Regions from separate parts of the Homo sapiens genome. Here region 1 is linked to region 2. The links are chromatin loops, found by intact Hi-C in ENCODE. Cell type or tissue: ascending aorta. All regions are shown on one strand. Links, peaks and the distances in the headings refer to the core of each region. The heading gives the core; the rest is flanking DNA.

The links. Peaks named below come from ENCODE experiments on the same cell type or tissue, not always from the same donor. Only the 100,000 strongest peaks of a DNase experiment are listed, where the experiment ranks them.
Region 1: a loop joins it to region 2, with 2.8 times the contacts of the local background. A loop is called at or near these places in 10 of 110 quality-filtered maps.

What each region holds. Positions count from the first base shown.
Region 1 is chr12:116,375,440-116,391,264 of GRCh38, reverse strand. No RefSeq gene overlaps it. Among named protein-coding and RNA genes, the nearest start is that of MIR4472-2, 45 kb to the left of the region's middle. RefSeq lists an enhancer at 7,680-8,356. In ascending aorta, for the core only: no CTCF peak of the experiment used is centred there; DNase peaks (open chromatin) are centred at 7,884 and 9,196; H3K4me3 peaks cover 570 bases; H3K27ac peaks cover 1,864 bases.
Region 2 is chr12:116,428,765-116,444,589 of GRCh38, reverse strand. No RefSeq gene overlaps it. Among named protein-coding and RNA genes, the nearest start is that of MIR4472-2, 8.4 kb to the right of the region's middle. In ascending aorta, for the core only: no CTCF peak of the experiment used is centred there; DNase peaks (open chromatin) are centred at 9,699 and 10,149; H3K4me3 peaks cover 1,473 bases; H3K27ac peaks cover 2,197 bases.

The sequences.
Region 1 (15,825 bases), core at 5,072-10,071, 51 kb after region 2:
CCTTCAAGATCTCAGGATCTTCCAAGGGACTCTCTGCTGTGTCTGGCCAGCAGATATAGGATCACAGGATTTTGTTTTTTTTAAGGCTCAACCTGGAAGTGACCTTCATCACTTACTCCCACATTCCATTAGTCAGCGCTCAGCAATTGCCGGGGCCCCTTTGTGTGTCTCAGAGCCTGAATATAAGATTTGGTGAACCCACAGCATTGTCTCTGTCACAGGATCTATTGCCTGGGACCATGTGTGCACCCTGGAGAGAGTGACCATGGTGCTCATGGTAAGTGTGGCTAACAAAAATGGCACACCCACATCCCAAGTGCCAGCTCTCTGCTCTCTCTGCTCACAGTGAAGACAGAGTGTCCTCTGAGCCCAGACTCCTGTCCCTGCACCCAGCTCTGCTCTGCAGTAATTGAGACTCCTTGGGCAACTTGTCTCCCTTCTCCAAATCTCAGTTTGCTCAGCTGGAAAATAGAGATGCTAATCACAGCACTCACGTCACAGGTGTTTTGTGTGACAAGTGAGTAAGATGGGAGAGAAGAAGCAAGTTCTAAGTCCAATGCCTGCCTTGTGATCAATACCTTATAAATATGGGTCATGATGCAATATTTTCAAGTCCAGACTCAGGGCTGGCTTCCCTCTGCCACTTGTGCACTGTTTAATGACTTGTGGCCAGGTCACCTTGACCTGCCCTAGCTTCAATCTCTGAATCTCTGAAATAAAGTACTCATTATCCCTGCCCTGCAGAGCAGTGTTAGGATCAAAGACAATAAATAAAGCAGGTAAAAGGCTTACCACGCAGCTTGACACGTAATACGTGCTCAATCAGGATTAGTTATTATTATTATTATATAAGCACTTTTACATATTACCTCATTTAATTCTCACATCTACTCTCTGAGACAGAAAACAACAGGTAGGGTTGCCCATTTGTGTATGTTCCAGAAACAATCACGTATTCTGGGAATGAATGAATGCAGGGAGGAATGAATGAATCACCACGATAATTTGTGTCTTCTGCGACAGTGGGTGCATAGTCTCTATTTCTCGGAGCAATGGTGATGTCTGCCAAAATAAATTAACTTTCCCACATCAATGACTCATTTGGCAGGAATAACAGCCTTGCAAACTGAATAGAGAATGAAGAAGGAGGACGCCTCAGGCAGGGGGAGAGAGAGGAGTTTGTAATGACTCAAGATACAAGAACCAGCTTCTTATTCATTCTCTTTCTCTCCCTAACCAAAAATGTAGGCCCTTATATACATATACAGTTTTTGAGACAGGGGCTCGCTGTCACCCAGGCTGGAGTGCAGTGGCACCATCTTGGCTTACTGCAACCTCCGCCTCCCAGGCTTAAGTGATCCTCCCACCTCAGCCTCCCCAGTAGCTGGGACTATAGACGTGAGCCACTGAGCCCAGCCAGCCTGATATACATATTTAACCTTTTAAACTGGAGAAGTGGAAGTTCCACGCTATTAAGTGGCTTTGGATATCAGAACCATAAAAAGAAGCTTACAGACAGCATCATGTAACCTTTGCTGGGTGGACAGGGGTCCAGGACAGGACAGGTGTCCAGGACATCATGTGACCTTTGCTGGGTGGACAGGGGGTCCAGGACAGGACATGGGTCCAGGACAGGACATGGGTCCAGGACAGGACAGGGGTCCAGGACATCATGTGACCTTTGCTAGGTGGACAGGGGTTCAGCGCTCACACCATGTGTGGCAGGGCCAGCGCTGGGCCCCAGGACACCTGACTTCCATCCAGTGCTCCTTCCTTATCCCACTGCTTCTGGATCGATGCAGGATCTTCTCAGACACTTCCGCCACCTGGCCATTCTCACACTCTGCTCAAGACTCCTTCCATGGCCGGGGAAACTTCAGGACAGAGCAAAGAAAGATCAAAGACTGAGACTGCAGATCCTCACGAGGAAGAATAAAGGAGTTGGGAGGAGATGGCTAAGATGGACTTAATTACCTACTTCTCATCTGCATGAGGGTTGTATGAGGAGGCAAGTTATCTGCCCTCTTAAACACTGCACAAATGATATTTACCAATTGATGAGTTTTAGGCTCTTCTGACGTTTGCTGAGTTCATGATTCATTCACAAGAGGGACTTTGAATCTACTTAAAAATACTCGTGGAGCTGAAAGAAGCAACAACTTAACGCTAGGTCCACACAGTTCAGGAAGAACCGCAGCTCAGGTGTGGGATGAATAAGGTTAATTTAACACCACACTTCATCCTTTTGAAAAGAGTGGCTCCATTTGTGTGTGTGTGTGTGTGTGTGTGTGTGTGTGTGTGGCGGGAGGGTGGAGGGTAGGAATGGCGTTTCATTCTTGGGATAAATGAAAGATTAATTCTAAAGTCTTATTTAAATAACTCTCGAAGAGGCGCTAGAGATGAAATTACTCTTAATTGGCCAACTTAGCACTAGCTCTTGAATGCTCAAGTGAGTGGAATGAGATTTCAGTCTGTTTAAAACTTTAACTTGTCATCTTCTTGTCTCACTCCCTCCTTTCCAGGCCAAGGACTTACTACTCTTCTATTGGAACCAACTCCAACAACCTTCTGCTTCTACTAATCAGACACAAGGCAGCATCTGGGGTGGGAGTAGGTTGGAAAGGAGTGAGCTTCTGTTTTATTTTTCCTTCTTCAGCAATCGCGAAGGTATATCCACGCAGTAGAGATGACATGACCTGGAATCGAATTCTGGCTCCACCACTGCCTAGCCATTGATCTCGGCCAAATCACTTAGCATTCCTAAGCCTCAGTCGCTTCTGTGTTAAAAGGGCTTATAATACCTACCACAAATGTTGTGATCAGTGGTGCTGGTCAATGTTTAATAACTAGTTCTCTGGAGGAAAACCCTGGTATATAGCATTTGCCCATTTCTATGGTGTAAATACTCCCACCAAAGTCAATCTCAAACTCCCAAGGGGAGGTCACTGAACACAGAGTTGGGAAGACAGGCACAGGAGCAGACACTGTAGAGAATTTTCACCAAACAGATATCATAATCTTAAGAGCATAGGTAATGGGAGAACATAGTAAATTAAGAAGTGAGGAGTTTTAGTGTTATTACTTTTATCTTTCAATTCAATGTATCTATTTAATTGTAAGTTTATATAATTTTTTATTTTTTTTCGAGACAGTCTCACTCTGTTGTCCAGGCTGGAGTGCAGTGGCACCATTTTGCTCACTGCAACCTCTGTCTCCCAGGTTCAAGCGATTCTCCTGCCTCAGCCTCCCGAGTAGCTGGGATTACAGACACACACCACCACACCCAGCTAATTTTTGTATTTTTTGTATTGACGGAGTTTCATCATGTTGGCCAGGCTGATCTCCAACTCCTGGCCTCCAGTGATCCGCCCACCTCGGCCTCCCAAAGTGCTGGGATTACAGGCGTGAGTCACCACGCCCAGCCCATACAATTTCTTTTCTTTTCTTTTCTTTTCCTCTTTTTTGAGACAGGGTCTTGCTCTGTCACCCAGGCTGGAGTGCAGTGGTGTGATCATGGCTCACTGCAACCTCAACTTCCCAGGCTGAAGTGATCCTCCCACCTCATGAGGAGCTGGAATTACAGGTGCATGCTACCACGCCTGGCTATCTTTTTAATTCTTTTGTAGAGACAAGGTCTCCCTATGTTACCCAGGCTGGTCTTGAACTCCTAGGCTGACGTGATCCTCCCAGCTTGGCCTCCCAAAGTGCTGGGATTACAGGAGTGAGCCACCACGCCCCACCAGTTCATATAATTTCTTTAAAATAATAGTTGTGCCTTCCTGTTCTCAAAAATCCAATACCCTAGGAGACATAGGGAGCCAGGTTTAGCGGTAGAGGGGATGAATTTGCAGGTAACTAAAGAACAGTATAGTTGATTGGGAGGTTCAGGGCCTGCAGTGTGCAGTGGAACTGACCTGTACTCGCCCTGCTTCCCCAAACGGGTGACCTTGGTCAAGCACTCCCATTTCTCTGCTTCAGTGTGCTCATTCATAAAATAATCATCTGCTCGTCGGGTTAATGCCAGTTCTAAATGAGATGATCTGGGGAAAACTTTTAGCACAGAGCCTGGCATATAGTAACAGCTCAATAAATGGTGGCAGCCCTCATTAGTGATGTGATAATTGTGCTAATGGGGAAGCGTACACATTGCATCTGCATTGGGAGCCTGGCCAAGGTACAGATTAAGGTGCTGGGTTCAGGCCAAGCTCGAGGAAGCAAACGAGGGCTGCAGTTTACGCCGGAAAATTAGGTGGGTGTTGACTTGGGCAGATGGCAGCCCAGCCCTTAAAAAAAAAAAAAAAAGTCCGGAAATAGGAACATTGGATGCATGCCTCTCTCTCTAGGGTGGGAACAAGGGACAGGAGAGCAAATCAATGGGCTTAAAAAGTCAAAGCAGGTCAAGTGGGCCGGGTGTGGTGGCTCATGCCTGTAATCCCAGCTCCTTGGGAGGCCAAGGTGAGCGAATCACCTGAGGTCAGGAGTTCAAGACCAGCCTGGCCAATATGGTGAAACCCCGTCTCCACTAAACATACAAAAATTAGCCAGGCGTGGTGGCACATGCCTGTAACCGCACCTACTTGGGAGGCTGAGGAAAGAGAATCACCTGAACCCGGGAGGCGGAGGCTTCAGTGAGCCAAGATTGTGCCACTGCGCTCCAACCTGGGCAATAGAGTGAGACTCCATCTCAAAAAATAAAATAAGGCTGGGTGCCATGGTTCATGCCTGTAATCCCAACGCTTGGGGAGGCTGAGGCGGGCAGATCACCTGAGGCCAGGAGTTCAAGACCAGCGTGGCCAACATGGTGAAATCCCATCTCTACTAAAAATACAAAAATTAGATGGGCATGGTGGCATGTACATGTAATCTCAGCTACTCAGGAGACTGAGGCACAAGAATCATTTGAACCCTGGAGGCGGAGTTTTCAGGGAGCTGAGATCCGGCCACTGCACTCCAGCCTGGGCAACAGATTGAGGCTCTGTCTCAATAAAATAAAATAAAATAAAATGAATAAAATAAAATAAAATAAACCCAGGTCAACTGCTCCAAGGAACAGTCTGCCTTCACCTGTCAGCATTTGTGGAGGCTAGTGAAGCACATGCTGTTGTTGGCGTGGAGAATCATGAACTGATGGTGGTGGCTGTATGAACCGCTTCGTGGGCAGTGGATCCGACCAGAGCTGAACTTTAGAAAAGATCTGTTGCTTGGATAAGGAACAGATTCGGTTGCTCAACCCAACCTGCCCTTATCGCCAATGACCCAGCTCAACGTTCTCTCTGGTTTAGAGGAAAACAAACAGGACGTTAGGAAGTAACCAGATCAGATGGTCAGAGGTGGATCTAGGGGGAGCCGGGACACTCTCTAACGCTCCTCCAGCAGGAGATGTCCTGGGCGGTGCCTAGAGGAATGTGATGGCTTCACACATGTGGAAGAGCCTAGCGAGTGAGGCTCCCTGCAGCTATGGATGTCCACTGCAGCCTCATGTCCTGGCCTCGCCCTCCCAGTATGAGCTTGGAATTTTCTTAAACAAGAAATTTCCAGTGTTGGCCAGGCGCAGTCCCAGCACCTTTGGAGGCTGAGGCGGGTGGGTCACCTGAGGTCAGGAGTTCGAGACCAGCCTGGCTAACATGGTGAAATTCTGTCTGTACTAAAAAATACAAAAATTAGCTGGGCCTGGTGGCGTGTGCCTGTAGTTCCAGCTACTTAGGAGGCGGAAGCAGGAGAATCGCTTGAACCTGGGAGGCAGACATTGCAGTGAGCCAAGATCACGCCACCGCACTCCAGCCTGGGCAACAGAGTGCCTCAAAAAAAAAAAAAAAAAAAAAAAGAAAAAGAAAAAGAAAAGAAAGAAATTACCAGTGTTGTTAAGTCTCATACACCGAACTGGCTACTCAACTTGGCTGGCCACCTTTGATCAGCTCCCAGATGCAGCCATTACTCACTTTGCAACCCACGAACTTCCTCTTTCTAAGCTGCCAAAAAAAAAAAAAAGATAATAATAAGCTAACATTACTGAGTGCCGGGTACTTTATGTGGACACTCTTCATTTAATCCCACAACCACCTATGAGGTCAGTTTTATTCTATAATCCCCATTTTATAGATGAGAAAACTGAGCTCAAGTAAAAGAATAGACCCATACATGGTCACCCAGCTATTAAGTGACTGAAGTCAGTATTCAAGCCCAGGTCTGTGTGACTCTGCACCTACCAGCTGCCAATGGACCCCAAATACCCTCTGTTCCTCTGATAAATTACCCCTGGGGTGGGGCCAGGAATAGGGCCAGGCAAACCAGGTGCAATTTTTAAGGAGGCGCTCATTCTCAGGTTCACGCAAGTCACGACCCTGAACATCATGCATGGCCCTGAGAACAAGTGCCTCCTTAAATTTTGCTCCCAGGCCGGCAGCCCCAGCAGTGCCTCTAGGTAAATACTCAGCCTCCCAGAGGGCAGGTGTAGTAGCTCACTGCCCACTGCAAGATCAGGGCAGCTCCCAGACAGGAAGAATGTTCTGGTCAGCTGTGACCAGAGGTCCTTTGCTTCTTTGTCTCATAACCACCTGGCTCTCCAGATTGAGGGGTGGGGGAGGGGTTGGGAGACACTCCAGTGGAATTCTCAGCAACCCTTCCCTGATGTGGACTCTAAGCCTAGGGGAAGATGTCTGAGACAGTGGGTCCCATCTCCCAGACCCCTTGCCACAGCTTCCTTGCCGGTCTGTTTGCCGCTTTCTGAGGAAGCCAACACTTGCCTTTATTCCTCTCTTTGACCACAGCTCTCCCCTGCAGAAATGTCCCTTCTCTGTGAACTCGGTGGTCCAGGGTCCAGGTGCTGGAATCACACAGACCTGGGCTGGAATCCTGGCTTCACTTCCAACCAACTGTGTGATTTTTAGGCAAATTTTCCCTCGCTGTGCCTTGGTTTTCCTATCTGTAAAATGGGATCATTGACACATGCTTTGCAAAGCATATTAGTTTCTTGTGGCTACTGTAACAAATTACCGCACACTGCATGGCTGAAAACAACAGAAATGTGTTACTCTCCCAGTTCTGGAGGCCAGAAGTCCAAAATCAAAATGTCACTTCCAGTATCCTTCCAGCTTCTGGTGGCTCCTGGAGTTCCTTAGCTCGCGGCTGCATCACTCCAATGTCGACCTCTATCCTCACAGTCTCTAGGTCCTTCTCTAGCTTTCTTTAGGACACTCACACTGGATTTAAGGCTCGCCTTGGTCTGGGCATGGTGGCTCATTCCTGTAATCCCAGCATTTTGGGAGGCTGAGGCCAGAGGATCGCTTGAGGCCAGGAGTTCAAGACCAGCCTGGCCAACATGGTGAAACCCCATCTCTACTAAAAATACAAAAATTAGCTGGGCGTGGTGGTGGGCACCTGTAATCCCAGCTACTCTGGAGGCTAAGGCAGGAGAATCACTTGAACCTGGTAAACGGAGGTTGCAGTGAGTCGAGATCACGCCACTGCACTCCAGCCTGGGTGACAGAGTGAGACTCTGTTTCAAAAAAAAAAAAAAAGAAAGAAAGAAGAAAGAAAAGAAAAGAAAAGAAAAGAAAAAGGCTCACCTTAACCCAGTATGATGTCATCTTCATTCTTACCTGAATGATATTTGCAAAGACCCTGTTTCCAAAAAAGGTCACATTCTGAGTTTCCAGGTGGACATGAATGGGAGACACCATTCAACCCGCTGCACAGAAATAAGGCTGGCCTAGGGCCCTCGGCAGCCATTCCCTCTGCCCTCTCCTACACCCTGCTTGGAGGCTTTTTTCTCCCAGGGGAAAGAGAAAGGTTGCTTCAGAGAGCAGCGTACTTGGAGCAGTGGCAAACTTCCAGTGCTTGTGAGCCAATTCCCCCTCCATCCAGTAGGCCCTTCCCTGGTTTCTGACTAAGTGTGAGGGAGGGAGGATGAATCGAGGCCAGATCCTCACTCATCTGAACTATACTTTCCACGGAAATAAACTTTCCCAAGGAGGCTGGCTGCCCCCTGCTATTCTTAGTCCAGAGCCTGAATCGACAGCAACGTTAATCATACAGGAAAACCATCGTCGTGGGACCCTGGCATGTGCTAAGTTGTGGCCACACCTTTGCACACCCAGGGTCTCATATGATGGTCACAGGTCAGTTTGCAGGTGAAGAGCCAAGGGTGGGAAGTGTCCATCAAGGAGCCCAAGGGACACGTTGCTTTCAAGGGTGCAGAAGGCTATGCCAGCTGCACTGCACCCCAGCACCCAGCACAGATCATCGAGGTAACACATGTTTTGTGCCTGCCTGACTGGGCTGGGTGTTTTTCCCACTCGATCCTCAGAGAGGCAGGAAGAAAGGAAGTCCTGACTCCAGGATCCTGCAGCTGGCTGCCTGCACCCAAAGCCTGCACTTTCCCGCTTCCCAGACCGGTCTCTGATCTCACAGTTCCCATCTTTCTGACCCTTCCCTATATGGGGGGCAGGTGCGGGGAGGAAGCTTTCCCAGGAGGAGCAGCAGGGCAGGTGGGATTTCTCCTTCATGTGGTCTTCATTCTGCAGAGAATGAGAAAGAGACTGGCTCTGGGGGGTATCAAAGTGTGTGAATGTGTGTGGCTGTGTGTGTGTGATCATGCGTTTATGCATATGTGACTGTGTGTGAGCATGAGTGTGTATGTGTGTCTGTATGTATGAGTTTGAGAAAGTGTGTGCGTGGCTGTGTGTATGAACAAGGGAGCATGTGGGTGTGTGTGTGTGGCTGTGAGTATATGCAAGTATCTGTAAGTGTGTGAACATGTGAGTGTGTACGCTAATGTGAGTATGTGCGTGTGTGAGAGTGTGTGTGTGTGTGTGTGTGTGGTTTTACAGGGGGGCAGGAAAGGGACAGGGGTGGGAGCAACATTCCTTGGAGGTTGAACCAGAGCTGGTGGAGGGACCCTCTCCTCCTCCCCTCTTGCCTGTTCCCTCTTCCCTCCTCCTTCCTCTTCCTTCTCAGCCCCTCGCCCCTTCCCAGCAGATTCTATTAAGCAACCCGGGACAAATGAAAGGGGTGAAACTGGGCGGGCGCCTGGCAGGGGGGTCAGCAGGGGCTAAGCGGTCAGGGCACTCGTCCCTGCCTTCCCAGGTTCCTGAACGCTGAGGATTACAGCTTCGACTGCTGCTGTTTAATCAGCTGGTAGCAATTTAACCATTACACCCCAGTGAGAGAATCCTAGACATTTCCTACAGGAGGGGGACGGGAAGACTAAGATGCAAGGAATGCAGAAGGGGGGTGGTGTGGAGACACAAAACAGCTTTATTAAAAAGAAGAAGGAAAGAGAAAAGGAACATGATGTGTCATTGTATCTCAGCTTGAAATAAAGCTCCCAGGGCTGGGAAGGAGAACGCAGACCCCTGGAGATGCTGGGGAGAGGGGAGTTGGAGGGTTGAAACAGGGAAGATGGGTGCGGGTTGGGTGCGGGGGAGGGGACATCAGAGAAGCCTGGATGTGGGATGTGGGAAGTTTTGTCTCCTGCAATGAGGGGCGGTCCCAAGACCTAGAGAAGGCCCTGCCCCATCCAAGCCTTGCCCGAGATGGCCCCTCAGAAACTGGAAACAACAGAGCAGTTCAGCGAGGAGAGACTCACTTTTGCAACCACTGGTCCGTTTGTAAGTGCGTGGAAAATGAGATCGGTAGAAGCGAGGAGAGACTCACTTTTGCAACCTCTGGTCCGTTTGTAAGTGCGTGGAAAATGAGATCGGTAGAAGTGAGGTTCTTTAGCAAATGCACTTCCAGCCTTCAAAAAATGAAAACAAACAAATAAACAAAACTTCTCCAGCCAACTTTCTTTTCTCTGGTCCCACCGTGCCTTAAGTGCCTGTACTTGAAGTCTCCAGCTGGCTGCTGCCCTGAGCCCCCCAAAGCCAGGCAAGAGCCACCTGTGGGGTGTAATGCAGAGCACCGGGAACCTCCGTGGAAGGCAGCCCTGGGAGAAAGCAAGGATGGAGTTTGGGGCGTAGAAAGGGAGCCCTGGGAGAAAGCAAGGATGGAGTCCAGGGCGTAGAAACCTGCCCTAAGATCTGGGGTTTCAGATTTGAGCCCCAGGCCTTCCTTGGCTCACTGAGAAAACTAGGGCAGGTTGCTGAAGCTCCTCTGAACCTCCGCTCTTCGTCTTGATTTACAGGGGTTGGTACACTTTTTCTGCAAAGGGCCAAATAGTAAATATCTTTGCGAGGCATTACAGTCTCTGTGGCAACTATTCAACTTTCTTGCTGTAGTGTGGAAATAGCCATGGATTACCATAAATGAATGCACATGGCTGTTTCCAATAAAACTTTATTGACAAAAACAGCCAGCCCATGGGCTGTAATTTTCTTTTTCCTTTCTTTCTTTTCTTTTCTTTTCTTTTCTTTTCTTTTCTTTTCTTTTCTTTTCTTTTCTTTTCTTTCTTTCTTCTTTCTTTCTTTCTCTCTTTCTCTCTTTCTCTCTCTCTCTCTCTGTCTCTCTCTCTCTCTCTTTCTTTCTTTTTGACAGTTTCACTCTGTCACCCAGGCTGGAATGCAGTGGCATGATCTTGGTTCACTGCAACCTCTGCCTCTTGGGTTCTAATGATTCTCATGCCTCAGCCTCCCGAGTAGCTGGGACTACGGGCGCCTGCCACCATGCCCGGCTACTTTTTATATTATTAGTAGAGACGGGGTATCACCATGTTGGCCAGGCTGGTCTTGAACTCCTAATCTCAAGAGATCCACCCATTTTGGCCTCCCAAAGTGCTGGGATTAAAGGTGTGAGTCGCCACGCCTGGACAGAAAAAAAGTGCAATTTTCTTAGCCAGTTCTAGAAGTAGGAATGATGGTGTCTTCTTCCCAGTGCCTGCCTCCTGGTGTCCAGTGAGAATGAAACACAGTGGTGTGTGGTAGCACATCTCCAGGATCTGAAACAGGATGGCCAATGGCCATCCAGGGCACATGAGTGAGACAGCTGGGGCTTTTCTGACCAAAAAACTTTCCACTGACTTCCCGTCATGTTATGTCAGGGACAGGGAAGACCCAATGCTGAATCAGCAAATAAGCCACTAGTAGGAGTCTAAGAGGATATCGTCTTGGACACAGAGGAGCTGGACTTTGCAGTGTGAAGAGGAGGTTTTCAAAGAGAGGGCATGGGGATTAAAAAGAAAGAAATGGGCCAGGCACGGTGGCTTACGCCTGTAATCCCAGCACTTTGGGAGGCCAAGGTGGGTGGATCACCTGAGGTTAGGAGTTCAAGATCAGACTGACCAACATGGAAAACCCCCATCTCTACTAAAAATACACAATTAGACGAGCGTGGTGGCACATGCCTGTAATCCCAGCTACTCAGGTGGCTGAGGCAGGAGAACAGCTTGAACCCGGTAGGCGGAGGTTGCGATGAGCCAAGATCACACTATTGCACTCCAGCCTGGGCAACAAGAGTGAAACTCCATCTCACAAAAGGAAAAAAAAAAAAAGGAAGAAAGAAATGACATTTCTGCTTAAGACCCAAAAGAGGCAGGAGGACCCAGAGTCTGGTGTGTTGGAGGGAAAATGAGGAAGGAGACAAGCAGGTATGAAAGACTGAGTGCCGCCCCATTTACTACCATGGGCTGGGAACAGACAGGGATGTTCCAGACAAGATGGCTGCAGGATATCGTGGTGAACGTTGGAGTCACGAATGTCACATGCCTGCTTGACCACTTTCTTGTTATGTGGTCTTCAAGAAACGTCTTCAGTCCAGGCGTGGTGGCTCACGCCTGTAATCCCAACATTTTGGGAGGCTGAGGCGGGCAGATCTCTTGAGGTCAGGAGTTCGAGACCAGCCTGGCCAACATGGCGAAACCCTGTCTCTACTAAAATACAAAAGTTACCCGGGGATGTGACAGGTGCCTGTAATCCCAGCTACTTGAGAGGCTGAGGCAGGAGAATGACTTGAACCCAGGAGGCAGAGGTTGCAGTGAGCTAAGACTGTGCCACTGCACTACACCCTGGGCAACAGAGCAAGACACCATGTCAAAAAATATATATATTCACCTCTCTGAATATCCATCTCCTCCTCTGCAAAATGGGTGTTATCCTCTCACTTATTCCCATGTGTCCTGTGGAAGGGATCAAATGGGAAGGTAAAGAGTAATGCTTAACACAGGGCTTGCCTGGCACGCAATAAGCTCTCTGGAAACAGAAGCTATTATTATTACGACCACTATTATTATTACTATTTTTCCTCTTGTGCTCCTCTGCCCCCATTGCCGAAGGGTGTAAACAGGCTAAGGGGACTCCTTGATGCTTAAGTCTGGAAGGTCTAGGTGGTGGCCTCTGCCCTTCACTTTGCCTCAGGATGTGGACTTTGAGCACTTCAAAAGTATCCGGTCTGGGGGTCGGGCACAGTGACTCCTGCCTGTAATCCCAGCATTTTGAGAGGCTGAGGAAAGAGGATCTCTTGAGACCAGGAGTTCACAACCAGCCTAGGCAACAGAGTGAGACCCTGTCTGTCTCAAAAAATATTTTTTTTAATTAGCTGATCCTTCAACCCAGGAGTTCGAAGCTGCAGTGAGCTATGATTGCATCACTGCACTCTAGCCTGGGCGACAGAGCGAGACCCTATCTCTAAAAAAATAAAAGGATCCTGTCTGACTCCTCCATTATTAGGTAGGAGAAAAGGGAATGGGAACCCCTGAGAAGAGGAATGATCAGGCCAAGACCCCACAGCTGGTTAGTGAAGCACCGCCACCTCAACCACTCCCTAAGTGCCAGGCAGAGAACATGGACCGCTCCCTCTATCCCTGACAGCAGGTCTCCAGGAGATGCTTTCCCAGCCCCATTTTCCAGATGTAGAAACGGAGGCTTAAAGTGACTTCATCAGATTCAAATGACTATTACAGTGTCGGCAGAGCTTGGGCTTGAAACTAAGAGGAGGGGACTCCAAACCTCAGGCCCTTTCTTTGGTACACTGAGACAGACACCTCCTACCTCCTAAGAAGCAGCCTAACCAAATATCGAAATCAAGCCCGTCATCTTGGTAGGGTGACCAACCACCCTGGTCTGTCCACAGCTGAGCAGGTTCTGAGACGCTGGGCTTTCAGGGCTAAAACTGGGCTAAAGCCCTGAGCAAACCTAGGGTGACTGTACATCTCGGTGTTACAAACGCCAGGTCCTAAGCTGCCAGCCTTCCCACCCTGCCCTCCGTTCCCATCTCCACATCTGCGTCGTGCTGGGTGTGGGTAGAGCCTTCAATTGCCATTGCTGTGAATCCCCGTCGATCTTCCAAAGTAAGCCTTGTGAAGTCACCTTAGGGCACAACGTACTAAAATTAAAGCATTAGTTAAAATACATAAAACATGAAACAGCGAAAGCAATGGAAACAGCTGAAATAGTATAATAAAACATGTCATTACAGCAGATTAGGATGAAAAATAGTTCTTGCATTATGCCCTGAAGGTTGGCAAACTGGGGCTTCGTAAATATGTCAAGAAATGTACACACAAACGCACACGCATAGATATTTATATACAAAATCTCAGAAGCAGTGGAACCAGCTGAAATGGTAGAATTATGTGCATCTCGCGAATAAAGTGTGCATTATTGCCCTGGTTTCTGTAACACGCTCAGATATAGATGGAGGAGGGGACAGAAATTTCAGAATCTGCAGAATGTCACAGGGTCCTGCCGTTTCCCATCAAGAGTTCCCTGGGAAGGTAAAGTCATCAGTATAAGATCAGCTCTCGGACCCTCGCGCACTCGCCTATCAGAAGTCTCTCTGGACTTGTTCCCTTGGTGTCTGCTACTCCCACTCAGGCCCCACGCGACATCACATTCCTGTTGCTAATGGGTTCACAGTCTGTTTTGCCATATGGGAGGAGGTAGAATTTCTTTTTTTCTTTTGAGACAGGGTCTTGCTCCGTTGCCCAGGCTGGAGTGCTGTGGCATGATCACAGCTCACTGCTGTGACCTCCTGGGCAGAAGCAATCCTCCTAACCTCAACTCTCGAGTAGGGGACTACAGGCATGCACCACCACGCCCAGCTAATTTTTTTATTTTTAGTAAAGATGGGGTTTCACCATGTTGGCCAGGCTGGTCTCAAACTCCTGGCCTCAAGCGATCTTCCCACCTTGGCCTCCCAAAGTGCTGAGGTTACAGGCATGAGCCACTGTGCCCAGCCCAGAATTTCTTAAAGGCAACTACAAGCCAACTTTTACCCACTGTTACTCCCGGCTGGGATTGCCCAACACCTGCATGGGGCCATGGGAAAGGGGGAATAGGTAGGGTGACTGACCAACCGTCCCCACTCGCCCAGGACTGTCCCAGACCTAGCACAGAGAGTCCTACATTGCAGAAAACCCCTCGGTCCAGGGCCAACTGGGATGGATGGTCCCCTCCAATCACGTCCCTCTCCCATGGCTCTTTGCCAACAGTATTCCATTTCTTTCTAATTACATTTCTAAGTTAAAGGGGGACAAAGCAAAGCTAGTGAAATTGACTCAACCCACTCCTGAGTCATTATTTCCCCCACTGGTTCCAAAAGGAAACATTTGACTCAGATTATGAGAATTAGCAGAAAGATATGAATTGTTTGTGTGTCACCAAAGCCCTTGAGCAACGACTGTCCACCCATGATCAGCAAATTAGCAAATTGCTTCTGGGTTGATCTTCCTGGCGGGGCTTGGGGTCTGTTTTATTTCACTGACAGGCACCTGTCTCCGATAGTAGGGCCCTCAGAGTGATAAATTGCATCCATATTTACTCTTCTTCCCAAAGCTAATTGTTGGGGGTGAGGGTTGTGTTTGAAATACCTTTTTGATGTGCTAAGAGCTTCCTACGAGGTAAATAAACAGACCGTTGGGCTTAGCCAGAGGTGTCTGCAGAAGCCAATATCCTAATTCTCGGTAGTTAATGGACATTAACCTCTCCAGCTTTCCCTCTTTCAGCTCACACCCTCATCCTATAATCATTGTCATTACTTATAATAACATTTTACACTGGTAGGTCAGCTTTTCTTCCTAAGTGCTCTAGTCTTGCCTAATGAGTAGCTTTCGAATCTAAATAATGAAGCATTTGCCCTCCTCAGGTTCCAGCTTCTAGTGGGGAGAATGCTTTTCCCCTGACCTTTTGGTTTGAGTGTGCACACATGCACCCACACACTGCATACTCACACACATACACACACGCATACTCACACACATACACACACGCATACTCACACACATACACACACGCATACACACACAATGCATACTCACACACACGCACACACATTCATACACATACATGCATACTCACACACATACACACAGGCATACACACACACATGCATACTCACACACATGCACACACATGCATACACATACATGCATACTCACACACATACACACATGCATACTCACACACGTACACACGCATACTCACACACATGCATGCACACATGCATACTCACATGCATACTCACACATACACACATGCATACTCACACACATGCACACACGCATACTCATGCACATGCACACACCCATGCATACTCACACACATATGCATACTCACACATATGCACACACACATGCATACACACACGCATACTTATATGCCTGCACACACACATACACACATGGAAACACACATGCATACTCACACATACATACATACACGCACACACACATACTCACACACATACACACATGCATATGCACACACACGCATACTCACACACATGCACACACATGCATACTCACACACTCACACATGCATACCCACACACATACATACATGTGCATACTCACACAATGCACACTCACACACGCGCACACACATGCATACTCACACATACATGCATACTCACACACATGCACACACGCATACTCACATGCACACACATGCATACCCA
Region 2 (15,825 bases), core at 7,298-12,297:
GGCAAAAAGCACATCTTACGTGGTGGCGGCGAGAGAGAATGAGAGCCAAGTGAAAGGGGTTTCCCCTTATAAAACCACCAGATCTCGTGAAACTTATTCACTACCACGAGAACAGTATTAAGGGAAACCTCCCCCGTGATTCAGTTATCTCCCACTGGGTCCCTCCCACAACACTTGGGAGTTATGGGAGCTACAAATCAAGATGAGAATTGGGTGGAGACACAGCCAAACCATATCAACCTACAAAGACCCTTTTTCCAAATAATGTCACATCCCAGCATTCTGCGTGGACATGAATTTGGGGGGACACAGTTCAACCCATTACAGAAGTTCATTGCCTTGGAGACTCCCAGTGTCTGCTGAGAACATTACCACATCACCCACTTCCCTGGGCCCTCCTTCGACAGGACATCCCTGCAACAGCTGCTGTGGAGGAGGCCACCACCCTCACCCTGCATAGACCACCCCCCCAACCCATACCCACTCTGCCCCGCCAGGCTCCTCGGAAGTCTGACGGCTCCATGACAAGCCCCACGCACTGGCGGGAGACATGGGGGTGGGGGGAAACCACAGTTGCAGAATCCCAGCATGAGAAGAAGGAAAGTGCTGACTTAAAAATTGAAACCCTGACAGATGTAGAGCTTTTTAACTCTGCGATGGGCCTGTTGGCGCTTGTCAGATCCTAGCACGTTTGCTAATGTGCATTTTCATCAAAGGAAGAGCCTGCTAGAGATCCCATGGCTGGCCCAACCTCTTTGCTTCCACCTCCCTGCTTGGTTGTCCCTGCCTGTTCTCGCCCTTCCCTCCTCCTATGCTTTCCAGTCCCAGCCTTTCTTTGTTCCTGTCCTCTCCTCCTCTCCCCTTTCTCTGTCTCTATGCCTCCTCTCATCATCCCAGGGCCCCCACCCCATCCTGTCTTCCTTCTGTCTTCTTTCCTCTCCTATTCTGTCTCCTTTTCTTTTTTTTTTTCTTTTATTTTTTGAGACGGAGTATTGCTCTCGTAGCCCAGGCTGGAGTGCAATGGTGCGATATCGGCCCACTGCAACCTCTGCCTCCTGGGTTCAAGGGATTCTCCTGCCTCAGCCTCCCAACTAGCTGGGATTATAGGCACCCGTCACCACACCCAGCTACTTTTGTATTTTTAGTAGAGATGGGGTTTCTCCATGTTGGTCAGGCTGGTCTAGAACTCCCGACCTCAGGTGATCCACCTGCCTCGGCCTCACAGAGTGCTGGGATTACAGGCATGAGCCACCATGCCCAGACTCCCTTCCTTTTCTTTCAGTTCAGCAAGACAAACATTTATTGCAACCACTACAGAATTCCAGGGACTGAGCTCACAGTGAGTGTCTCAGTCCATCTGAGCTGCTCTAACACAATTCCTGAGGTTGGGTAATTTCTCAGCAACAGAGGTATATTGCTTACAGTTCTGGAGGCTGGGAAGATCAACAGATGCCGTGTCTGGTGAGGGCTTGGTCTCTGCTTCCTAGATGGGCCTTCTTGCTATGTCCTCACAGGCTGGACCGAGCAAAAGAGTGAACAAGCTCCCTCAGGCCTTTTCTATGAAGGCACTAATGCCAATCACGAGGTCTCCACCCTCATGACCTAATCCCAAAGGCTCCACCTCCTAGGGTTTGATTTCAATGTATGGATTTGAGAGGGGCACATAAATACAGACCGTAGCAAAGACAGCATAAACAAAACAAGGCCAGGTGTGGTGGTTCACACATGTAATCTCAGCACTTTGGGAGGCCGAGGCAGGCAGATCACTTGAGGTCAGGAGTTCAAGAACAGCCCGGCCAACATGGCAAAACCCTGTCTCTACTAAAAACACAAAAATTAGCCGTGCCTGGTGGTGGGCTCTTGTAGTCCCAGCTACTTGAGAGGCTGAGGCAGGAGAATCACTTGAACCCAGGGGGTGGAAGTTGTAGTAAGCAGAGATCACTCCGCTGCACTCCAGCCTGGGCAACAGAGTGAGACTCCATCTCAAAAAAAGACAAGGCAATAGGGCTTGTCCCTATAGGGTCATAGTTACCCATTCCTGCCCTGCCATATTGCTATCTTCTCTGAATCTCTTTCCTTTTTGAGGAGCGTGTGTTACAGGGTCTTGCTCTGCTGGCCAGGCTGATCTCAAGCTGCTGGCCTCAAGCAATCCTCCCTCCTCAGCCTCCCAAAACACTGGGATTACAAGCATGAGCCACTGTGCTCGGTCACTCTTTCTTCTTCTTTCCCCTCCTCCCTTCATCTTCCTCCTTTATCTTGGGATCTTTTCTGTCTCCCTCATTTTTCAGGTCAGTTCAAACAACTCTTCCTTGCCCATACCACTGTACGTACCACTGTATTATAGGAGCCGGAGATGCAGACAAGAGCAAGATGAGTTTGCCGTCTCAGAGTCTCCTTGTTCCTCCCCACTCTGCTCTCTCTCTCTATTTTCTCCAACAAACCCCCTGGCTTTTTTTGAGACTCCACCCTGCTCTGTTGCCCAGGCTGGAGTGCAGTGGCATGATCTTGGCTCACTGTAACCTCCGTCTCCCGGGTTCAAGAGATTCTCCTGCCGTAGCTTCCCCAGTAGCTGGGATTACAGGCGTGTGCCACCACAACCGGCTAATTTTTGTATTTTTAGTGGAGACGGGGTTTCCATGTTGGCCAAGCTGGTCTCGAAATCCTGACCTCAGGTGATCCACCGGCCTCGGCCTCCCAAAGTGCTGTGATTACAGGTGTGAGCCACTGCACCCAGCCTCTATTTCCTCTTTTCTTCTCTGTCATCCTTCCCTCTCACTCCCCCAAAACCCTCCCCATCATTGTGCATTTCTTTGCCTATGCCGAGTCTCAGGCTTTAGCATCCTGTACAAGAAAGGCTATGTGCTAATTGCACTGCCTCCTCCAGCTTCCTTTGATGATGGGGCCAGGCCTCATACTCCGTATTGCAGGTGGTGCTGGAGCCACCAGCCAGGATTAGCTGATGCATGTGGACAGACAGCCAATCCAAAAGGCCCCTGCCGTAGTGGCCCCGGGCCCAGAACTGCTGATCTGCTGGATATGTCTGAGTGAACAGGAGCAGCTCTCAGAGGCCTCAGCCCTGTGGGTGGCCAGGGAAGGCTGATGCAAGTGGACACATGATCAGAAGCAGAATGAGAAGTTCCCTGCCCTGGCTCTGAGCTGGGCTGGCTGATTAGAATAGACATGCTGGGTCACTGGTTGGCTGGACCCCAGGGGTGTCCAAGGCAGATCAAAGGGAGAGGATGCCCAGGTGCTAAAACCATGGTTAAAAAGGAAGTCAGGGCCAGGTGCGGTGGCTCACTCCTGTAATCCCAACAGTTAAGGCAGGGGGATCACTTGAACCCAGGAGTTCGAGACCAGCCTGGGCTCAACATGGAGAAATCTTGTCTTTACTAAAAATAAAAAAATTAGCTGGGTGTGGTAGCGCACCCCTGTAGTCCCAGCTATTCAGGAGGCTGAGGTGGTAGAATCGATTGAGCCTGGGAGGTGGAGGTTGCAGTGAGCCGAGATCGTGCCACTGCACTCCAGCCTGGTGACAGAGTGAGACCCTCTCTCAAAAAAATTTAAAAAAAGGAAGTCGGGGTGGGGCTTCCTTCCCTGGGCTGGAGATTTGCAGAACAACCCTTGCCTGGGTTGTGTTTTCTTGAATATTCAGGAGGTCAAAAAGAAGGCAGCTCTGGGTGCAAACTGTGGCTTTGTTCCCTATGGTTGACTCTGCCCTTCTCCCTGTAACCCCATGTCCCCAACATCTATTCTACCCAACTGACGATGCCAGGCATGGGACTTCCATTCCCCTGGCCCATGACTGGTTCACCAGTGACCAGGTGATCTAGTGACAGGAAAGTCTGCGGGGCCTTTGGGAAAGCTTCTCTTGTCCTAAGGAGGAGACACTGAACAATCCTCTCTGTGTCTGAATGAAAAGCTGGGAATCTCTGCAGCCTGAGACAGAGACGACCCCAAGGATGTTAGATCCAAGTTGTAAAGAACTCACAGTGTTGATGATGATACTACACAGCCATGGGCTATATCCAAGCACGCCCTTCCTTGGATATTTTATTTATTTATTTATTTATTTATTTATTTATTTTATTGAGATGGAGTCTTGCTCTGTTGCCCAGGCTGGAGTGCAGTGGCACTATCTTGGCTCACTGCAACCTCTGCCTCCTGGGTTCAGGCGATTCTCCTGCCTCAGCCTCCCAAGTAACTGGGATTACAGGCACCCGCCACCATGCCTGGCTAGTTTTTGTATTTTTAGTAGATGCGGGGCTTCTCCATGTTGGCCAGGCTGGTCTCGAACTCCTGACCTCAGGTGATCCACCCGCCTCGGCCTCCCAAAGTGTTGGGATTACAGGCATGAGCCACCGCACCTGGCCGGATATATTTTTTTTAATTAGAGATGAGATACGGCTCTGTTGCTCAGGTTGGGGTGCAGTGGTGTTATCATAGCTCACTGCAGCCTCAAACTCCTGGGCTCAAGCAATCCTCCTGCCTTAGCTCCTGGAGTAGCTAGGGCTACAGGTTCATGCCACCATGCCTGGCTGATTAAAAGAAAAAAAAAATTGTAGAGATGGGGTCTTGCTATGTTGCCCAGGATGGTCTTGAAGTCCTGGACTCAAGCAACCCTCCTGCCTCAGCCTCCCAAAGTGCTGGGATTACAAGTGTGAGCCACTGTGTCCTGCCTGGATTTCTTATTATGTGAAGTAATGACATTTCTTAAGACCATTTGAGCCCACCTAAGTTGTGTGTTCTATAACTTGCAGCCTAAAGCATTCTGAATAACAGACTAACATAGTATTTGCCTTCTGTGAGCGTCATCTGAGATCATGATGCCTATTCCCTAGGACTGCTATGAGAATTCATGAAATGGTGCATTTAGCACAATGCCTGGTACCTAGGGAGCACTCAGGAAACATTATTGTAATTATTATTATTATTTTAGATGGAGTTTCGCTGTTGTCGCCCAAGCTGGAGTGCACTGGTGCAATCTTGGCTCACTGCAACCTCCACCTCTTGGGTTCAAGCGATTCTCCCACCTCAGCCTCCCAAGTAGCTGGGATTACAGGCGTGCAGCACCATGTCAGGGCAATTTTGTATTTTTATGGAGGCGGGCTTTCACCATGTTGGCCAGCCTGGTCTCAAACTCCTGACCTCAGGTGATCCGCCCAACTTGGCCTCCCAAAGTGTTGGGATTATAGGCGTGAGCCACTGTGCCCAGCCCATTATTGTAATTAGTACTTACCCATCAATACGTTATTGTCAATACATTCTTTGCAGGCAGTTAAATGTGGTAGTTGTTAATGCTGTTTGCCAAATAGTTCTGGTTCTCTTCCCTTCCAAGGATAATATGATTGTACTTCTTGGTTCCTTTTGGGGTAGGAGATGTCACATGATTAACTCACATGGGCTGGGTGTGCTCCAACCACCTGCAGCATCACTCTCTGCCAACTCACTCAGGCTATCAGTGACATGGCAGAGTGGGCAAAACGCTGCCTACTGCAGTGACACTTGGGCGGAGGTGTCCCTGGCATAGCTGCCTCCAAGTTACCAACTCCAAGTGACCCAGCTCTCTCTCAACTCACACACACAGCCACGTTCTCCCCAAGGCACCTACATACCACCCGGAGGCAGGCCCTTTAAGACCAGTGCAGCCCGGAGCTTCTCAGTCTATCGGGCTCTTCCATGTAAGATTAATTCTTGGGCCGGGCGCAGTGGCTCACGCCTGTAATCCCAGCACTTTGGGAGGCCAAGGCGGGTGGATCACGAGGTCAGGAGATCGAGACCATCCTGGCTAACACGGTGAAGCCCTGTCTCTACTTAAAAAAATACAAAAAGTAGCTGGGCATGGCAGCGTGCGCCTGTAGTCCCAGCTGCTGGGGAGGCTGAGGCAGGAGAATGGTGTGAACCCAGGAGGTGGAGCTTGCAGTGAGCCGAGATCGCACCACTTCACTCCAGCCTGGGCGACAGAGCGAGACTCCGTCTCAAAAAAAAAAAAAAAAAAAAAGATTCTTTCTGGCAGGACTCAAATTGCTCTTCTTGCAGTCTGGCTTCTGTAGGGCTCTCCTGCAAATCTGGAAGACATGGCTCTGTGCACAAGACCCCGTGGCAGACAGGGCCTCATCTCCACCGGCATGAAAAATTGGTGATTATGAAACAAACAAAATAATAAGTGTTGGTGAGGGTGTGAAGAATCAGAACCCTTGTACATTCCTTCCATGCTGCATTCCCACGTGTTACACATGTTACACTGGTGGGGGAATGTCACATGGTGCAGTTGCCTTCAGAAACAGTTTGGGAGTTCCTGAAAATGCTAAACATACAGTTGCCCTAAGACCCAGCAATCCCACTCCCAGATATCCCAGATATACACCCGAGAGTCAAAAACATATGTCCATATAGAAACGTGTACACATAGCAAGTGTAATGTACATAGTATTATTCATAAAAACCAAAAGGTGGACGTGACCTAAATGGCCATCGTTGAATGGGAAGATGAGCAAATCGTGGCATAGCCATGCAACGGAATATGATTTGGCAGTAAAGGAATGAAGTATTGACACACGCCATGCCATGGATGAATCTAGCAACATCATGCTGAAGAAGTGAAGGAAGCCAGAAACCAAAGGTTGCAAATTGTATAATTCCATTTCTATGAAGTGTCCAGCATAGGTAAATCCATAGAGACGGAAAGCACATGAGTGAGTGGTTGCCAGGGTCGACAGGGAGAGGGGCAGGGAGGGGAGAGAATAGGAGCAGAACGAGTGAATGAAAGATAGCGGGTTTAGGGTTTCCTTCTGCAGTGACAGAAATATTTTGGAACTTGATAGAGGTGGTGGTTGCAGAATCCTGGGAATGTAGTAAATGCCACTGTGTTGTACCTTTCTGTCTTTTTTTCTTCCCCTTCCTTCCTTCCTTCCTTCTTTCTTGACAGAGTCTTGCTCTGTTGCCCAGGCTGGAGTGCAGTGGCACAATCTCAGCTCACTGCAACCTCTACCTTCTGGGTTCAAGTGACTCTCCTGCCTCAGCCTCCTGAGTAGTTGGGACTATAGACGTGCGTCACCACACCTGGCTAATTTTTGCATTTTTAGTAGAGACGGGGTTTCACTATGTTGGCTAGACTGGTCTCAAACTCCTGACCTCAGGTGATCTGCCCACCTTGGTTTCCCAAAGTGCTGGGATTACAGGCGTGAGCCACCGCACCTGGCCAACAACGGTCTATTTTGCTATTGCATTTTGCTTCAGTTTTTTAAAAAATCAGTTATTATGAATGGAGGACGCGTCAGGGAGGCAGGAAAGAGGAATGATGTCCAACTCCACCCCCAGAAATACCCAAACCCACTTTTTGCCTGGTCCTGAACCCCTTTCTCCTAATGTGTGTCCAGCTCAGAGTCAGACACATAGTAGGTGCTCAACAAGTGTTGGTTTCTCCCCCTCCCCCACACTGCCAGCTCCTGGTATAAAGGGGGAAAAAATCTCATAACCAATGTAACTGCCGCACTTGAACCTTTGGACTGAATCACATCTGCCACTTAGGGAGGGTCGTGTTTGCCTTGTGCTCGGACTGCAGCCTGCACTTTGGGCTCAGTGTTATCTGCGGGCCCTGCCAGCTTGCGAAAACCCTGCCCAGCACCAGCCCACGCAGGCAGAATTACACGTTATGCTGGGTCTCCCTGCATTTTCTGAGCTGGCATCTTAATGAACTATTGATTAGGGTCTTTCGGGCCTGGCTAGGATTCCCCTTTTGCAGAGAGCTGCAAGTTCCCCTGGTTGCACCAATCGTCCTGGAAAGGCCTGGTTCCATGGCCGCTGGCCAGAGTCTGCACCTTCGGGAAAGTTTTGTTCTCAGGCAGTTCCCGAGGCTCCCTGGGCTAGAAGCTATTCTTGGGGTGTTTAGGGGGCTGTGGGGGCAGGAACAACAGCTGTGGCTCTGCTCACCTCTGTCGCTCCCAACCAGAATGTGAGCACCTGCTGCAGGCCGGGCATGGGCTAGGGGTGGATGTAGAGCTAGATGAGTTAGCTGAATCTTACATCCCAAGGAGTTCAGAGTTGAGAGAGGAGGAGGGAGAAGCAGGCAATTGCTCCTGTAAGATACACAGCAGGGACAGCTGCACAATTTGTGCAGCCCGGGGCGAAATGAAAATGCAGAGTCCCTTGTGCAAAAATTATTACGAAGTTCAAGTTGGTGACAGCAGAGCTTCGAGAGAGCATTACCCTTCTAAGCGCCAGCCCCTGTGTGGGCACTGATCTCATGCCTGTGAAACTCGCCCTGCATTAGTAGCAGCTAACATGAATTGAGCACTTACTGTATGCCTGTGGCTGTAGAGCTCAGGGGTTGGGAACACTGACTCTGGACCCAGACTCCTGAGTCAGATTCCACCTCTGCCTCTTATTAAATTACCCAGTCTCTCTGTGCCTCAGTTTCCTCATCTGTAAAATGGGAGCAATACTAATAAAGAGTGTAGACCCGTGTCTGGCCTGCAATGTCTGCTACAGAAGCATTCACTGTTAGTGAATTTACATGTATGGACTCAGCTGATCCCCACAGGAGTCTAAGAGGTTGATGCTATTTATTATTATTATTATTATTATTATTATTATTATTATTAAGACAGAGTCTCACTCTGTTGCCCAGGCTGGAGTGCAGTAGTGCAATCTTGGCTCACTGCAACCTCTGCTTCCCGGGTTCTAAGCGATTGTCCTGCCTCAGGCTCCCAAGTAACTGGGATTACCGGTGCGTGCCACCACACCTGGCTAATTTTGTATTTATAGTAGAGATGGGGTTTCACCATGTTGGCCAGGCTAGTCTCGAACCCCTGATCTCAGGTGATCCATCTGCCTCAGCCTCCCAAAGTGCTGGGATTATGGGCGTGAGCCACTGCATCTGGCCAGTGGATGCTATTATTATACCTGTTACCAGGTAGGGAAACCAGGCATATGTTACATTGGGTAATTTAACCTTAGTCATTCAGAGGTGAGGCGTGGATTTGAACCTAAATCCTCCCACAGCTGGGAGGGCCCTCGTGCTACCCCTGGCTCCGAGTCAGTGTTCACTAAATGCAGATGGAATTGCAGAATTGGTTTTGTTTTAGGCCGGGCACAGTGGCTCACGCCTGTAATCCCAGCACTTTGGGAGGCCGAGGCGGGCGGATCAGGAGGTCAGGAGATCGAGACCATCCTGGCTAACATAGTGAAACCCTGTCTCTCCTAAAACTACAAAAAAATTAGCTGGGCGTGTTGGCAGGCACCTGTAGTCCCAGCTACTCGGGAGGCTGAGGCAGGAGAATGGCGTGAACCCGGGAGGTGGAGTTTGCAGTGAGCCAAGATCGCGCTACTGCACTCCAGTGTGGGTGACAGAGCGATACTCCGTCTCAAAAAAAAAACCAAAAAAAAAAAAAAAACAGAATTGGTTTTGTTTCTTTTTACAAATCTACTTTATGCCGGGCACTTTCCTATCGCTTCATTCGCGATAGGAATGTTTATTTTTTTCCATTTTACACATGTGTGTTTTTTTTTTCCATTTTACACATGGGGGTATTTGTTTTTGTGTGTTTGTTTTTTTCCATTTTACACATGGGGGTATTAAGCTCCGCCCTAGGAGAAGCCTTTAGACCAATGCTGCCCAGCCTGGAAGTGGTGAATCGGAGACTGCCCTCCTGACTCGCTTGGATTCCAAACCCCTGGCTCTTTCCAGCCCAGCCCACGCCCCTCCGGAAGCTCTGCCCAGAAACGTGCATGGTTGGCATTGCTGAGCTTGCGAGTCCTGCATGGCCCAAATCCCATGAAAGCTGCCTGCACTGCATTAGAAGTGCAGCAAGGATGGAAGTGAGAGGTAAAATGTACATTTCAGCACAAAAGCTTGGAGAGACTTCATGATGCCCCTAGGGCCGTAGGGATCCTCTCCTCTCTCCCTGCCCCAGGCAGACAAAATAGCTAAACCACCCAGGAAGTGTCCTGACAGAAGATCTGCTCACCCATCATCTCTGTTATCCTGTGCTCTGTGGCCTCTGAACAGGAACCCCCAAAATTCAGATGAGCAAGGAAGGCAAAGGTGTCACTGAGGGCTTGGCAAAGTGCTTGCAGGGATGTCCCGAGAAGGCTTTTTCCTGACAGCCTCCTCAGAAGAATATGTGTGGATTCTTATTGCGAAACCCCCAAAGCTCAGCCCCGCCTTCAGAGACTCCGGGAATGAGCTGTGGGTGGAGGGGTGAGTTTAGCGGTGGCAGCTGATCCTTTCCAGATGCCGGGCTCCAGGCCTTGCGGGCAGCCAGGCTGGTCAGTGGCTCCTTGTCACATGCGTGCCACCAGAGGCAGAGGGACAGGGGAAAGGGGCAAGAGTCTGCTCTGAGCCAGGGACTTCCAGGAAGAGCCTGAATAGTCCTGCCCCAGGCGGCTGGTTCTTTCCTCTTAGTGAGCAGCCATGCACACATGATGATTTGCTTTCCTTTTTTTTTTTAATTAACTTCTTACTTTATGCATTTATTTATTTATTTTTCAGACAGGGTCTTGCTCTGTCGCCCAGGCTGGCACCCAGTGGTGTGATCTCTGCTCACCGCAGCCTTGAATTCCTGAGCTCAAGTCATCCTCCTACCTCAGCCTCCCAAGTAGCTGGGACTATAGGCGCACGCCACCGCAGCCAGATAATTTTTTTTACTTTTTAGTAGAGATGGGGGTCTCGCTATGTTTCCCAGGCTAGTCACAAACCCCTGGCCTTAAGCGATCCTCCCATTTTGGCCTCCCAAAGCACTGGGATTACAAGTGTAAGCCGCTGTGCCCAACCCAATTTACTTTTTATTGAAATATAATTTCAGACTTAGGAAAAAGTTGCAAGAACAATACAAAGAATTCCCATGTACCTGTCACCCAGATTTCCCAAATGTTACCACATTACCACTTTGCTGTATCCTTCCCCCACCCCCCACCCCTGTCTCTGTAGATACAGCTATAAAGAGGAGAAAAATGCTTGTTTTCTCAGACATCACACCTCTGTGAAATACTTCACTCTGAATTTCCTAAAAACAAGCAACATTGTCTTACAAAACCACAATACAATGATCAAACGTAGGGAATGAACACTGACACAGCGTTATTGTCTCATCTGAAAACTTTCTCCAGGTCTCCCCATTTGTACTGATGATGTCCTTTGTCACCAAAGGAAGCTCCAGATGTCATATGGCATTTCGTTGTCCTCTCTTTTGCTTTCTTTAGTCTGAAGCAGTTCCTGTGTCTTTTTATATCTTTCATAACACTGACATTTTTCAAGAGCACACGTCAGAGATTTTATTGAACATCCCTCAATTTGGGTTTATCAGCTGTTTCTTCATGGTTAGATTCAGGTTACGCACTTTCATTCACAGTGCATCCTATCAGCTGGCACATACTGCCAATTTGCCTCATTCTGGGGATGCTAACTTTGATCACCAGGTTGAGACTGTATTCTTTTAAGCTAAACACAAAACAAAACAAAACAAAAACAGAGAAGCGGCTGGGAGCAGTGGCTCACGCCTGTAATCCCAGCACTTTGGGAGGCTGAGGCGGGTGGATCACGAGGTCAGGAGATCGAGACCATCCTGGCTAACACGGAGAAACCCCATCTCCACTAAAAACACAAAAAATTTCCCAGGCGTGGTGGCGGGCGCCTGTAATCCCAGCTACTCCGGAGGCTGAGGCAGGAGAATGGCGTGAGCCTGGGAGGTGGAGCTTGCAGTGAGCGGAGATCGCGCCACTGCACTCCAGCCTGGGCGACAGAGCGAGACTCCGTCTCAAAAAACAAAAAACAAACAAACAAAAAAAAACAGAGAAGCCTGAATTCTAATGATATCCTAAGTCCAGCTCAGAAGCCGCAGACCACCCCCTCACCAATTTTTCTGCTCATACAGAAAAAAAAAGTTAATGTATCAGTTATCTATGGCTGCGTAACAAACCACCCCAAACCCACAGTGGCTTAAAATAACAACTGTTAGTGCTCGTGGCTCTGTGAGCCAAAGATACAGGCAGGGCCCCACTGGGCAGTTCTTCCACTTCACATGGTATCATCTGGGTTCACTCACATGGCCACACTCCCCCTGGAGCTTGACTGGAGCTGGAAGACCCAAGATGACCTCACTCACGTGTCTGGCACTTGGTTTTGGCTGTCAGCTGGGGTGCTTGGTTCTCCTCCATGTGGCCTTTCCAGAAGGATAGCTTGGGCCTCTTTACATCGTGGCTGGGTTCCAAGAAAGTGAAAATAGAAGCTGCAAGGCCTGGAAGTTGCCCAGCCTCACTTCTCCTGAGTTCTGTTGCTAAAAGCAAGGCACCGGGCCAGCCCAGATTCAAGGAGAGGATAAAGAATTCTTCCTTTGGATGGGAGGAGTGGCAAAATCCATTGCAAAAGAGCATGTGAGATGGGGTCTTTGGAAATGATCTACCTCAGTTAAGGATACAGCATACCAAGGGTGTCTCCTTGCCCACCCAGGGTAAGCTACTTTTATCAGTGTTTTCCGTCAACCCTGGAATGGAAAGTTGCGAAACAGAGAAGCGGGGGTTGCATACCTTGTGCTGGAAGGGAGGGCATAGAGGTCAACTCGTTCGCCCCCGGAATGATGGCAAGGAAGGTCCTGGGATTGGAATTGGAAGGAGGAAATAAAAGAGCGCTGAGGGCATATAGATTTTCCCCCATGTATGGTGCTGGGTCGGGTCCTTCAGATGTCCCGAATTTGGATAGGGGAGGGCTTGGACTGTGGCTGTACTACTCAGACCGTCCAGAGGGCTACAAAAGAGAAACGAGGCAGTCAGCCTTTGCTCTGCCTCTTCCAGAGGAATGTCAGTCCTTATGCTCCGAATTTTTAGTCTTCACTATTCTTTTCAATTCAGTTCAATTCCAAAGGCCTTTCTTGGGTCTCTGTTATGTAGCGATATTTATTGGGCACCTACTATGTCTGCAGGGCTCAGTGCTGAGGATAGAGGGATGGAAGTGAATCGGTCCTTGCCCTTTGGGAGCTCACAGCCTAGAGATGAAATTTACCTATAGACAAACCATTGCAGATCATTGTCAAGGAAATGCATGTATGTGAGTGGAATCCAGAGCTGAGGAGTGGCTAAGTGTGCCTGGGGACCCTAGAGAAGGAACATAAAAGGGACAATGCATGACTGATCACTCTTAAAGAAGGAGCAGATAGGCCGGCAGAGGAGGCAGCCAAGGGTTGGGGAGGGGAGGGACAGGGCAGGTTAGGAAACTACCCCTCGCTGAGAATGGTTATCAACAAGATATAGGGAGGATTCCAGGAGGGTGCAGAGAGATGAGACCAAGGGATAATCATGAACTAGAACTCTGCAATCTACTAATGCCGGTGTTTCTCGCTTTCTTCCTATTCTCTCCCAAGAGTCCTTGCCAGCCCAGGTCTAAAGTCCTTAACCTTGTAGACCACCCATTCAATAGAGACTTGGGCCAGGCATGGTGCTGCATGCCTGTAATCCCAGCTACTGGGGAGGCTGAGGCAGGAGGACTGTTTGAGGCCAGGAGACTGAGACCAGCCTGGGCAGCATAGTAAGACACCTATCTCTCTCTCTCTTTTTTTTTTTTTTTTTTTTTTCGAGACAGAATCTTGGTCTTGTTGCCCAGGCTGGAGTGCAATGGCATGACCTTGGCTCACTGCAACCTCTGCCTCCCTGGTTCAAGAGATTCTCCTGCCTCAGCCTCCTGAGTAGCTGAGATTACAGGTGCCTGCCACCACGACCAGCTAATTTTTGTATTTTTAGTAGAGATGAGGTTTCGTCATGTTAGCCAGGCTGGTCTCGAACTCCTGACCTTGTGATCTGCCCGCCTCGGCCTCCCAAAGTGCTGGGATTACAGATGTGAGCCACTGCACCTGGCCAATAAGACAGCTATCTCTAAAAAATTTTTTTTAAAAAGATTAGCCAGGTGCAGTGGTACGTGCCTGCAGGTCACAGCTACTCAAGAGGCTGAGGCAGGAAGATCACTTGAGCCAAGGAGTTCGAGACTGCATTGAGGTATGATCATGCCACTGCACCCCAGCCTGGGAGAGGGAGCGAGATCCTGTCTCTAACAAAATAAATAAATAAAATACAGACTTGAGATGAGACAGTGAGAAAAGTGGGCAGGAGGACTTTTATTTATTTATTTATTATTTTATTTTATTTTATTTTATTTTTCTCTTTTTTTTCATCATACTTTAAGTTCTAGGGTACATGTGCACAACATGCAGGTTTGTTACGTATGTATACATGTGCCATGTTGGTGTGCTGCACCCATTAACTCATCATTTACATTAGATATATCTGACAGGAGGACTTTTTAGAGAAACTTATTTCATCTCTATAACAAGGAGCTGGGAGAAAGGAGGGAGGGGAGAGTCGTCTGGGAGTTTTGGAGTTGGGATTGGGAAAAAGGAGGGCACAGCTTGTATTCAGTGTTGCTGCGGGGTTTGGACTACATACGGTATGGATTTAATTAGTATTTGATAGCTAGACTGTGGATCTTTGAATGCAACTAAGTCCGTAGAAGGAGCCATATGGGGACCCATAATTTATATGTGTTACATCTTTTTAAACATACACATATACAGTAATAAGGGAGGTCACATTTTAAAAAGGGATGCATTCTTGAAGATCTTTGCATAATTAAAACCTCAAAATAACCCAAGGATAACCCTGGGAAAGTTTCATTTATCAACTAAAGTATCGCTAACACAAGGCAATAGTGCACCATGGCTCGGCTTCATTTGGCCCATGCAGCTCCGAAATGATGCAATTATTGATGCTTTTTTTTTTTTTTTTTTTTGTCTTTTTGGAGAGGTTTACATTATTCTACATTTTGCACCCAAAGGGAGACTTCATTTCATACATTTTTTTTCTTTTTTTTCTGAGATGGAGTTTCACTTTTGTTGCCCAGGCTGGAGTGCAATGGTGCAATCTTGGCTCACCGCAAGCTCTGCCTCCCGGGTTCAAGCCATTCTCCTGCTTCAGCCTCCTGAGTAGCTGGGAATACAGGCATGCACCACCACACCCGGCTAATTTTGTTTTGTTTCGTTTTGTTTTTTTTTTTTAGTTGAGATAGAGTTTTTCCATGTTGGTCAGGCTGGTCTTGAACTCCTGACCTCAGGTGATCCGCCCACCTCGGCCTCCCTAAGTGCTGGGATTACAGGCATGAGCCACTGCACCTGGCCTTTTCTCTTTTCCTTTCTTTTTCTTTTTTTTTTTTTTTTTGAGATGGAGTCTCACTTTTGTCATCTAGGCTGGAGTGCAATGGTATGATCTTGGCTCACTGTAACCTCCGCCTTCCAGGCTCAAGCGATTCTCCTGCCTCAGCCTCCCAAGTAGCTGGGATTACAGGTGCCCGCCACTACGCCCGGCTAATTTTTATATTTTTAGTAGAGACGGGGTTTCACCACGTTGGCCAGGCTGGTCTCAAACTCCTGACCTCTGGTGATCCTCCCGCCTTGGCGTCCCAAAGTGCTGAGATTACAGGAATGAGCCATTGCGTCCGGCCATTTCATACATTTTTTATATTGTACTATTTCAAATTTGCAATTCTCTCTTTTATTTCATCTTCATGAATGAGACAATAGAGGCTTAGAAGGGTTCGGTCTTGTCCAAGATGCTGCAATGAGAAGCAAAGGCAGAGCCGGACCCCAAGCCCAGGAGAGGGGGCAAACCCCAGGCTTGAACATAGACAAACAGGCTGATCTTCCAGGGTGGGTCCTACTGTTACAGAAAAGGGGTCCCGATCCAGACCCCAAGAGAGGGTTCTTGGATTGCGCAAGAAAGAATTCAGGGAGAGTCCGCAGTGCAAAGTGAAAGCAAGTTTATCAAGGAATAAAAAAGAATGGCTACTCC